2 separate regions of the Homo sapiens genome follow, and region 2 is linked to region 1. The links are chromatin contacts, found by Hi-C or POLR2A ChIA-PET in ENCODE. All regions are on one chromosome and are shown on one strand. The core of a region is the stretch at or near the end of the contact, and the rest is flanking DNA. Distances in the headings are between cores, read along the strand shown. Region 1 overlaps DIRC3 (disrupted in renal carcinoma 3). Region 2 overlaps DIRC3 (disrupted in renal carcinoma 3).

Region 1 (4,153 bases), core at 666-3,165:
TTCTCCTGGGATCTTCCTCCAGTCTCATGCATAAGTCTGGTCCCAGAGCTAGGGGTTATCTTGAGCCACGTTGGCTACATGAAGCTGTTTTCTCTGTATGCTCTGATCCAAGTGAGGTACTGAGATCCATGGTGGAGCTAAAGGACTGTGGGGGACATAGAAGCGGGTCAGGGTTGGTAGAGGAGACTCAAAGCTAGTGGAGCACCATGAAGCCTGTGTCTTTGGAGTCTGACAGATCCAGGGATTAATCTGACAATGACCACTTGCCAGCTCTGTGACCCTGGGCCATTCGTTTTATTTCCCAGCCTCACTTTCCTCATCGAGAGAAGTTGTTAACCCTCTGGTGATAAAATTTCACCTACTTTTGAGAGTGGCTAGGAGGACGAAAGAAAAACATTTATGTAAGGCTTTCTCTCATTTCCTAGTTCACGCTAGACATTCAATTCATGAGTTTCCTTTCCTCCTCCTTCTTTAAAACTTCTGGGATGAAAGGTAAAGAATAGAGAGCCATCCTGGAGAAAGAAAACCAAGGATGATTTGGAAGTGACCTTGACATACAGGAAGGACCCACACATATGCGTATCATGCCCTGAAGAAGAGAGAGCAGCTGCGGCCATTTCAGGAAGTAAAGAATTTTGTGTAACTGCAAACACACAGAGCCAAGGTGTGGGGTGGTAGTGACAAAGATTATATTACCTGCAGAATTATCTTTCAGCCCATAGATTGCCAGGCTTGGATAGGCACCAAGGAGTCCCTCCTCGCACTTGTCTCCTTTTCTCTTTTCGTCCCTACTTTGGGGCACTCCCTCTGACTCTCTCCCCACCCTTCCTGGCCACTGTGAGTCAGAGAAGCCCTCCAGACCTCTGTAGAAGTAGGTGGTGCTAGTTCAGGTTTCTCAGTGTGGAGCACAGATTCCACACGTAAGCCTTTCCCTTGCTAATACTGGTGACCTCTCAACATGACCTCACAGAGTTCATACGCCAAAGGAATTTCTTCTCAGATAGGTAAGGAGGGGGAGCCAAAGGAGTGAGAGGACCATCAGTCCTGATCTATCACATTAAAGGATGCCCCAGTAACCACTTATGAGACTCCATAGACTTACCTCATGAAGTAGCTTTAGGGATTTAGGCTAGACATAAAGAACATTCTAATAATGAGGGTTAAAGCTCTTGATCAGGTGAGCAATGCAAATTTCACACCCCTTTCAACTTACTACATTTTAAAAAAATAGAAAAGAAGATACCTTTAAAAAAATCGTCTTCTAAAATCAGGGAGATGGGAGACAGAAGCCCTCAAGACACTTTTTTCTCTAAGCTTGCGTAAATCAGTTCAGCTATGTCTGGGTCTAATGGGATCTCAGGTAGGGCACTGCATGAGCACTCAGGTAGGGATTCAGTTCCTTCTGAGCCCCATCCTTGTGCTTCCCCAATCCCTTCCACACATGGACCCAGACCCAGATTTGCAGCATGGGTTCTCTCCTGCCTGTGTTTTGCAAAAACCCGCCTTTGTTCTGGTGCCCACTCTCAGCTTTCTGTGAGAACAAAGAGGAAGTCCAGCTACAAACTGTCCTCTTGCAAAGTAATTAAGTTCATGGCATGGGGGCTGGTGCTCTTCAGGGCTGGCCAGCATGGGAGGGTTGGAGCCTACAATAGGTCTGCCAGGAGAGACCTGCTGGTTCTCACGTCCTTCCAGCCCCTAGTGGAGGTGGTGCTTCCACACGTAGTTGCCCAAGTGGTGACGTTTTGGGCACAAGGGACTCATGAAGTGTCCTGGGTCATGCTGGCACAGTTCACAGAGCCACGACTTCCTGGCTCCATTGGTCACTGGGATACTGCAGCCTCATCCACACGTGGCAGTAGAGGGTGTTTAAGGAAGGGCTTTTTTCACTCAGAACCTATGAGTCAGCTCATAAAAGAGAAGGCTGGGTTGCCAAGGGCATGTTTTCGGGGAGGAGAAAAAGAGAGGACTTAGTTATTCTTTACAGAGTGGATAGGAGCCAAAAAAGTTCTTTCTTCACTGAAAGAATAGAGAGACTTAAAAAAAATAAAAAAGGAAAGAATTTAAGTTAGAACTGAGATCTAAGATGTTTCAGCCCTAGGACCAAAAATAGAGAAATAGGTTGGATTTGTTTTTTGTGGATATTCTTCAGAATGGACTAGAATGGATATTTGATAATCCTAGCTAAGGGCAGCAAAATGCACTGGATGTGTGATGTACAAGATACTTGCCATAGGCAACAGATCAGAAGTAGTCCGGGGTGGAGGACCATGGCATCTTCTAGAATCTCTGCTATGGATTAGAAGTATTTTAGCAATGTTTTCTCTGGAGGCTGCAACCAGAGCCCACAAAGGGATTATTAGAAGGAAGGTTTAAGCTGACTAGAGGGAAAAACATTTGAATAATTAAAGCTGTCTAACAGTGAAATGGACTGTTTTACTAAGGCAATAAACTTCTGAATTCAGGGGGTATTTAAATCAAGGATTCAAATCTGGAATCCTTTGGAAGGTTTTTTCCTACATTGGAAGGGTGAAATTGATGCCCTTTACAGTGCTAAGGGTGAAATTGATGCCCTTTACAGTGCCCTTTAGCACATTTCTTATTCATCTATTTACCTCTAAAGGTTAATGCACTTAGAGCTATAATTCATTTTGATTGAAAAGCTGCTCCATTAGGCTAGGGTTTGTTCATTAATTTACTTATCCTTTGAACACCTACGGGTACCAGGCCTGGAGATACAACAATGAAAAAGACATGGCGACTTTGCATATGGCAGGTTCTTGGTATATTGGGAAGGCAGAAAGGAAACATAAATTGCAACTCGGCATGACAGGGGATGAAATAGAAGCACCAAGAGCTGTGGAAACACAGAGAAGGGAATAAAAAGCATCTCCCTCTCTCCAGGGGAATAGGAGAAGGCTTTTTAGAAAAAGTGACTTTTCAACTGGCAGCTTCCTCCCAATCTAATTCCATTCCACTCCAGTCCTGATAGGCTCACTGAATGTCTACTATGCGAAAGGCAAAGAGAATAAATGCAAGCATGCGTTATCTAAAGAGCTATTCAGCTTCAGATGCAAGTTCATATTTGTGCCTTGGGACGGGAGACACATATGAAAAAAATCTGGTCTTTAAGGAGCTTCCAGTGTCACAGCAGCCCTTCCTTCTAGGCTATGTGTCCCCTACTCTGGTGTAGAATTTAGATCAGAAAGGGGGTAAATTGGGTGGACATTTCAAAGCATGGTTTCAAAGGGCAGCAGTGGAGAATTTGTTTCTGTGGCTCCCCTGCTTTTCCTTGGAGTGGAGGTGGTACTCCAATGTGTGGTCGTCCCAGCGATGCCACTGTGGGCATAGGGGACAAAACATACTCTGCTGGGTCTTCATAGCTCCAGTTTGCAGCCCTAGGTGAGGTCTGTTGAATGCCAGCAGGAGGCAGGGAGACACGTTTTGTGATTTGCTTCTCCTCTGCATGTGGCAAAAGGTAGGCAAGGCTCAGGTGCTGGACGGAGGAAGACAGAAATCTATGGCTCATACTGTGGTATCATTACCATTGGGATGATGGAGAAACCCCAGGTAGCTCCAAACGTGTTGGTGTATAAATCAGCACCCAGCTATGAGACAAAATATCTGGTGTGGTTTTTAACAGAGGTAATTTAACCTAAAGAATTGTTAACTAGGGATTGAATGTTCAAAGGGAACCCTAAGACATCACAGAGTTGGCCGGGTGTGGTGGCTTAAGCCTGTAATCCCAGCACTTTGGTAGGCCGAGGCAGGCGGATCACTTGAGGTCAGGAGTTTGAGACCAGTCTGGCCAAAATGGTGAAACCCTGCCTCTACAAAAATGCAAAAAACTAGCTGGGCATGGTGGTGTGCGCCTGTAATCCCATCTACCCAGGAGGCTGAGGTGGGAGAATTGCTTGAACCCGGGAGGCGGAGGTTGCAGTGACCCAAGATAGTGCCGCTGCACTTCAGCCTGGGTGACAAGAGCGAGACTCCATCTCAAAAAGAAAAAAAAAAAAGACATCACAGAGTAGCAACTGCAAGGAAGGGGTACCATCCTTAGGGCCAGGGAAAGAAAGAAAGACGTTGGAATTATTACCAGCTGATGCTGGTCTCCCAGAGGAAGATAATGAGGATGGTACTTTGGGTGATGGAAAAA
Region 2 (4,119 bases), core at 1,594-4,093, 39 kb before region 1:
ATGACATCACCCAAAATGACTGCTGAGAATTTCCAAGGGCAGTTTCTGGGGCATCTTCAACCACAACTTTCTCCATGTTGAGAACACTTTCCTGTCCTGGTTTGAACTCAACATGGTTACACAATATTATCATGAATAAGGAGTCCCAGATTCCAGAGCCTCGGGCAAAGACTTGGGTTGACTGTTCTTCACGTGTGTCAGCCACATTAATCTGTTACACCATGGATGGATCCTGTTGTGAGTCAGAGTGCCAGTCTTGTCAGTGCAAATGATGGGGTGGAACTGGGGGTCTCCAGCACTTCCAGGTTCTTACCAGGCAGTTCTACTTGGCCATCCATTTTCTGTCAGTAACAGAGTGAAAGTGACAGTGACAAGGAGGCCCTTAGGTACATTGGCCACGTGACGCCAGTGAGGAAGATGGAAGGGTTCAATGCATGATACTTCATGGACACTGATGATGAAGAAAAGGATGCCTATGAATTCCTGCCACAATGCAAGCAAGGTGCTTGATCTCACTGGCAATGAGTATCTTCTCATTTCCAGCTTCTGAAGTCAGTGAGGCCATCTGTCCAATGATGGTGCCATTGCCTGTGTTGGCAACTGTGCCAGTTGCTGTGCCTTCTAAACAGGTTGTGGAAGAGAAGACAGTATTTTTTATTTCCAGGGGATTGTCATGAGACAAGTCACATGAGCAGGACTGTGGCTTGGACATCCCATTGATAGATGAGTTATCTACCCTACCTCTCTGAAAAGCCAGCAACCTGATATCTGTAGGAATTTAGTGTTATCCTTTAATCTTCACTGTATCCTGGTTACCAACTGTTATGCAGAAGTTGCATTCTTCTCTGTATCTCAGACAACAAGAGCTTGCTGAAGAATAATTTTACTGAAGGTGGCCATGATATTGGTGTTTTTCACCTCTTGGTAATAAGCAAAGATCCCCGCAACCAGAGTAAGCACAGAACTCACATACACATTGTCTAGGGACACAGACTTATCACAGGAGTACTGAATGCTAAATGCAACCCAGCACAGGAATGCCACAGAGGGATGAAGAATGCTGGCACCGAAACTTGACAATCTTTGATGTTTCTTTGAGAGGCCTAAATTAGGGTGATCCCAAGCCAGGAGCTCTGAAGCTCTCATGCTGGAGAGACCTGTATGTTTGCACCATATTTATCTTTCAATTCCTTATTGCTGAATTTGTGGTCATCCAGGTCAAGTTCTTTCCTGTGTTTCTCTTTCTGGTGATTGTTTTTGAGTTCCAAGCAATTGTTCTTCCGGCGCCTGTACTTTTCCTTGCCTCTCCCTTTGGCTCTTTTTTCTCTACATTTTTAGTTCCACTGAGCTACACCAAATAAATTTTTGGTGTTGTCTTGTCCATGAAGTGGATGACATGGGCCCTGGAGGATGAGGTTGGGTTGCATGAAGGTGCAACTCTAAGGTGTGGGTCATACTAAGGGCCTGGAGCCCAGGGATCTAGCTTTAGGAGCTCCAGACAGGGACACCAAAGGGCCAATGTCAGCCTGGAAATCAGGCTGGCATCCTGCAGCCCATTAAGTTCAGCACCTGTGATCTGTTTTCTATCTTATTTCCATGCATTTCTTATCTACCCTACCAGGTTGAAAGTATTCTGAGGGCAGAACCTATGTTTGTTTCATCATCATATTCTTATCACATGGGAATTCAAAAATAGATATTTGTTGAATGAATAAATGACCTCACAATTTAGGGTCTGCGGGTTTGTGTCCACCATTTGGCAGAGAAATGTAGCCACTGATGGAAGAGATAAAGAGATGAATGAACAAACTTCATAAAGCAAGAGGCTCAAACTAGCTCCTCAATTTTCAGCTGGGGCTCCTGGAAGTCTTTCTGAGGAAAAAGGTGCATAAGTCAATCTAAGCCTCAGTTTCTGCATTTGTAAAGTCAGGGTGAAAATAAGAGAATGACAACATATACCATGCAGGTTTGTTAGTATTAGATAATGCATGTGGAGCATTTAGAAGTATTTCTGGTATATCATGAGCACACAAATTTAGTTATTAAGATTATAATAAGTAACCGGAATATAAAAGCAATATGCCCACCAGCATCCTCATCACAGTCCCTGCAGATGGATGCTTATCTTAGCTAGTCATGACATTTTTGGTAGTTAGTGACTTTAGAAGGTTCATATAGTGGTCTTTCAGCCCTGTCTTCTCAAGAAATAATCCTATGCATCACCCTTTACAGAGCTCTTTGAAGGCAAGAAACATGTCATATTCATCTCATTATCCTGCATATCTAGCACAGTATATGACATACAAAGGTGCTAAATATGCCTTTTAAAGAAATAGATGAATAAATAAATGAATCCTATTCATAGAAGGCATTGACATTAGATATTGGTTCAAAAATCATCTAGGATCGGTGGTGACTTAGTAGTGATGAAACTGAACCCAAACGCTGCCTTGGAGATCTTTTCATGCCCAGAAGTTCTGATTATGTTATGGCTCATCCTGTAATCAACAACCCTCCCCTCCCTGAAACCCATTCCAGATTTGGATCTAGCAGTGGCCTCCACAGTGAGGGGAGTGTTAACTGCCAGGCCTATCAAAATTAGTAGTCATTCAATCTGGGCTTTGGAGGGATAGTCTGATGTAACTCTTATCAGCTCCATCAGCAATGCCATGATCAATTTTAAAGAGTTGAGCTGATGTGGCTTATCAAGGGACCTTAGCTGCTATGATGCTATGGCCTGGCTTGATGCCCTCAGCCAAAGCCAAGTGTTGGGTGGGTAGCTTGGCTCTCTCAAGAGCCTGCCTGGCCCACTCTCGTGGTATGTGTCAGGGCAGCAAGAATGCATTGCCTAAACTAGGAATGTGGACCGCCTCTGAGGGCTGGAGAAAGAGGGGAATGGAGGGAGGGAGTTTTGGCTCTGATGGTGGAGCAGGAGAACTGGTTGTTCAAAGGACATGTAAACAGTCCTTGGCTCAAGCGTTCCTGCTGTTATCCATAGTTACTCCCAATCAATGTATCCTGGGTGTTGTTCTGGGGCAGGGAAAAGGTGGAGTCCAACCAGGAGCAGACTGCAAGGCACATTGCAGGTCTAGTGTGCAGAGGTGCAAACTTGGCCTAGGAATAAAGTGGTTGTGGCTCGGTTGCCATGACGTCAAGGGTGGCCTCAGTGCTTAATCTTTGGAAAGGGCATGACTCATCCCAGGGACACCTGCAGAGCCCATGTTCTCAAAGAGATACATCTTGGTTTGATGGTTGGAAAGACAGTAGAAGTCCTGTTTTCTCATCGTACCCTTTTTCCATCCAGGCAAGAAGGGACTGATAATAATCTCATTCTCATTCTTCTTCCGGTTGTTAATGAGTTTTAGCACATGGAACATTTTTAATAAGAATAGGCTCACCTCACTATGTTGGAATTTGGATTTGGAAGGCAGGGCCTTAGGGCTTTGAAATGTTTTGTAGAAAAGGCAATGCCGTGTGGGGGCTTCTCTGTTACCATGTGCCCTTCCCACTGGATGGAACAAACCACTGCACTAGAGTGACTTCAGACCACAGCCGATAAAGACACTGTGGTATAAGCTTCTGGCAATGTGGGCTTGATAGAATGAAGACTATGTTATTTCTCCTCTTTGCTCAACCACATTAACCTTCTGACATCCCTAGAATATGGTAGGCTTTTTCCTGCCTAGAGCCTTCACTTCCCTGGCCTTTGCGTGACTGGCTGGTTTTCATTCTTCAGCTTCCTGTTCAATGTCAGCTTCTCAGAGAAGCCTTCCCTGACCACTGTATGTCTAAAGTAGGCGTTCTCTCTCTACCTCCCCCAATATGCTTGTGTTAGTCCAATGCATTGCTATAAAGCAATACTGAGACTGGATAATTTATAAAGAAAGAAGGTTGTATTGGTTTTATTGGTCCTGCAGGCTGTACAGGAAGCTTGGCACCAGAATCTGCTTGGCTTCTGGTGAGGCTTCGGGAAGCTTTTACTCAAGGTGGAAGGCGAAGCAGGAGCAATCATGTCACATGGTGAGTGAGGAAGCAAGAGATGGGGGAGGTGCCACACCCTTTTAAACAACCAGCTCTCATATGAATTACCAGAGTGAGAACTCACTTATCACCAAGGGG

What was found. A loop is a pair of places that touch in the nucleus more often than their neighbours do. ChIA-PET counts read pairs that join two places held with the same protein, here RNA polymerase II (POLR2A). Pooled maps may share reads with other maps.
Region 2: a loop to region 1 is called in a map of ascending aorta, with 3 times the contacts of the local background. The contact joins two enhancer-like sites. A Hi-C loop is called at or near these places in 9 of 168 maps with a recorded cell type or tissue (Caco-2, MCF 10A, aorta and 5 more) and 8 of 50 pooled maps. POLR2A ChIA-PET finds 5 or more read pairs at or near these places in 2 of 52 experiments (BJ and activated CD4-positive, alpha-beta T cell).

What each region holds. Positions count from the first base shown.
Region 1 is chr2:217,651,098-217,655,250 of GRCh38, reverse strand. The region is part of intron 2 of DIRC3 (disrupted in renal carcinoma 3); the gene reads left to right. Among named protein-coding and RNA genes, the nearest start is that of DIRC3, 140 kb to the left of the region's middle. Within about 2 kb of position 1,915, at least 13 of the 41 ENCODE cell types and tissues checked have a DNase peak (open chromatin) inside an H3K27ac peak, as active enhancers do; they include ascending aorta, where a contact is called at or near this core.
Region 2 is chr2:217,691,160-217,695,278 of GRCh38, reverse strand. The region is part of intron 2 of DIRC3 (disrupted in renal carcinoma 3); the gene reads left to right. It also overlaps the pseudogene LOC100533848. Among named protein-coding and RNA genes, the nearest start is that of DIRC3, 97 kb to the left of the region's middle. Within about 2 kb of position 2,843, at least 6 of the 41 ENCODE cell types and tissues checked have a DNase peak (open chromatin) inside an H3K27ac peak, as active enhancers do; they include ascending aorta, where a contact is called at or near this core.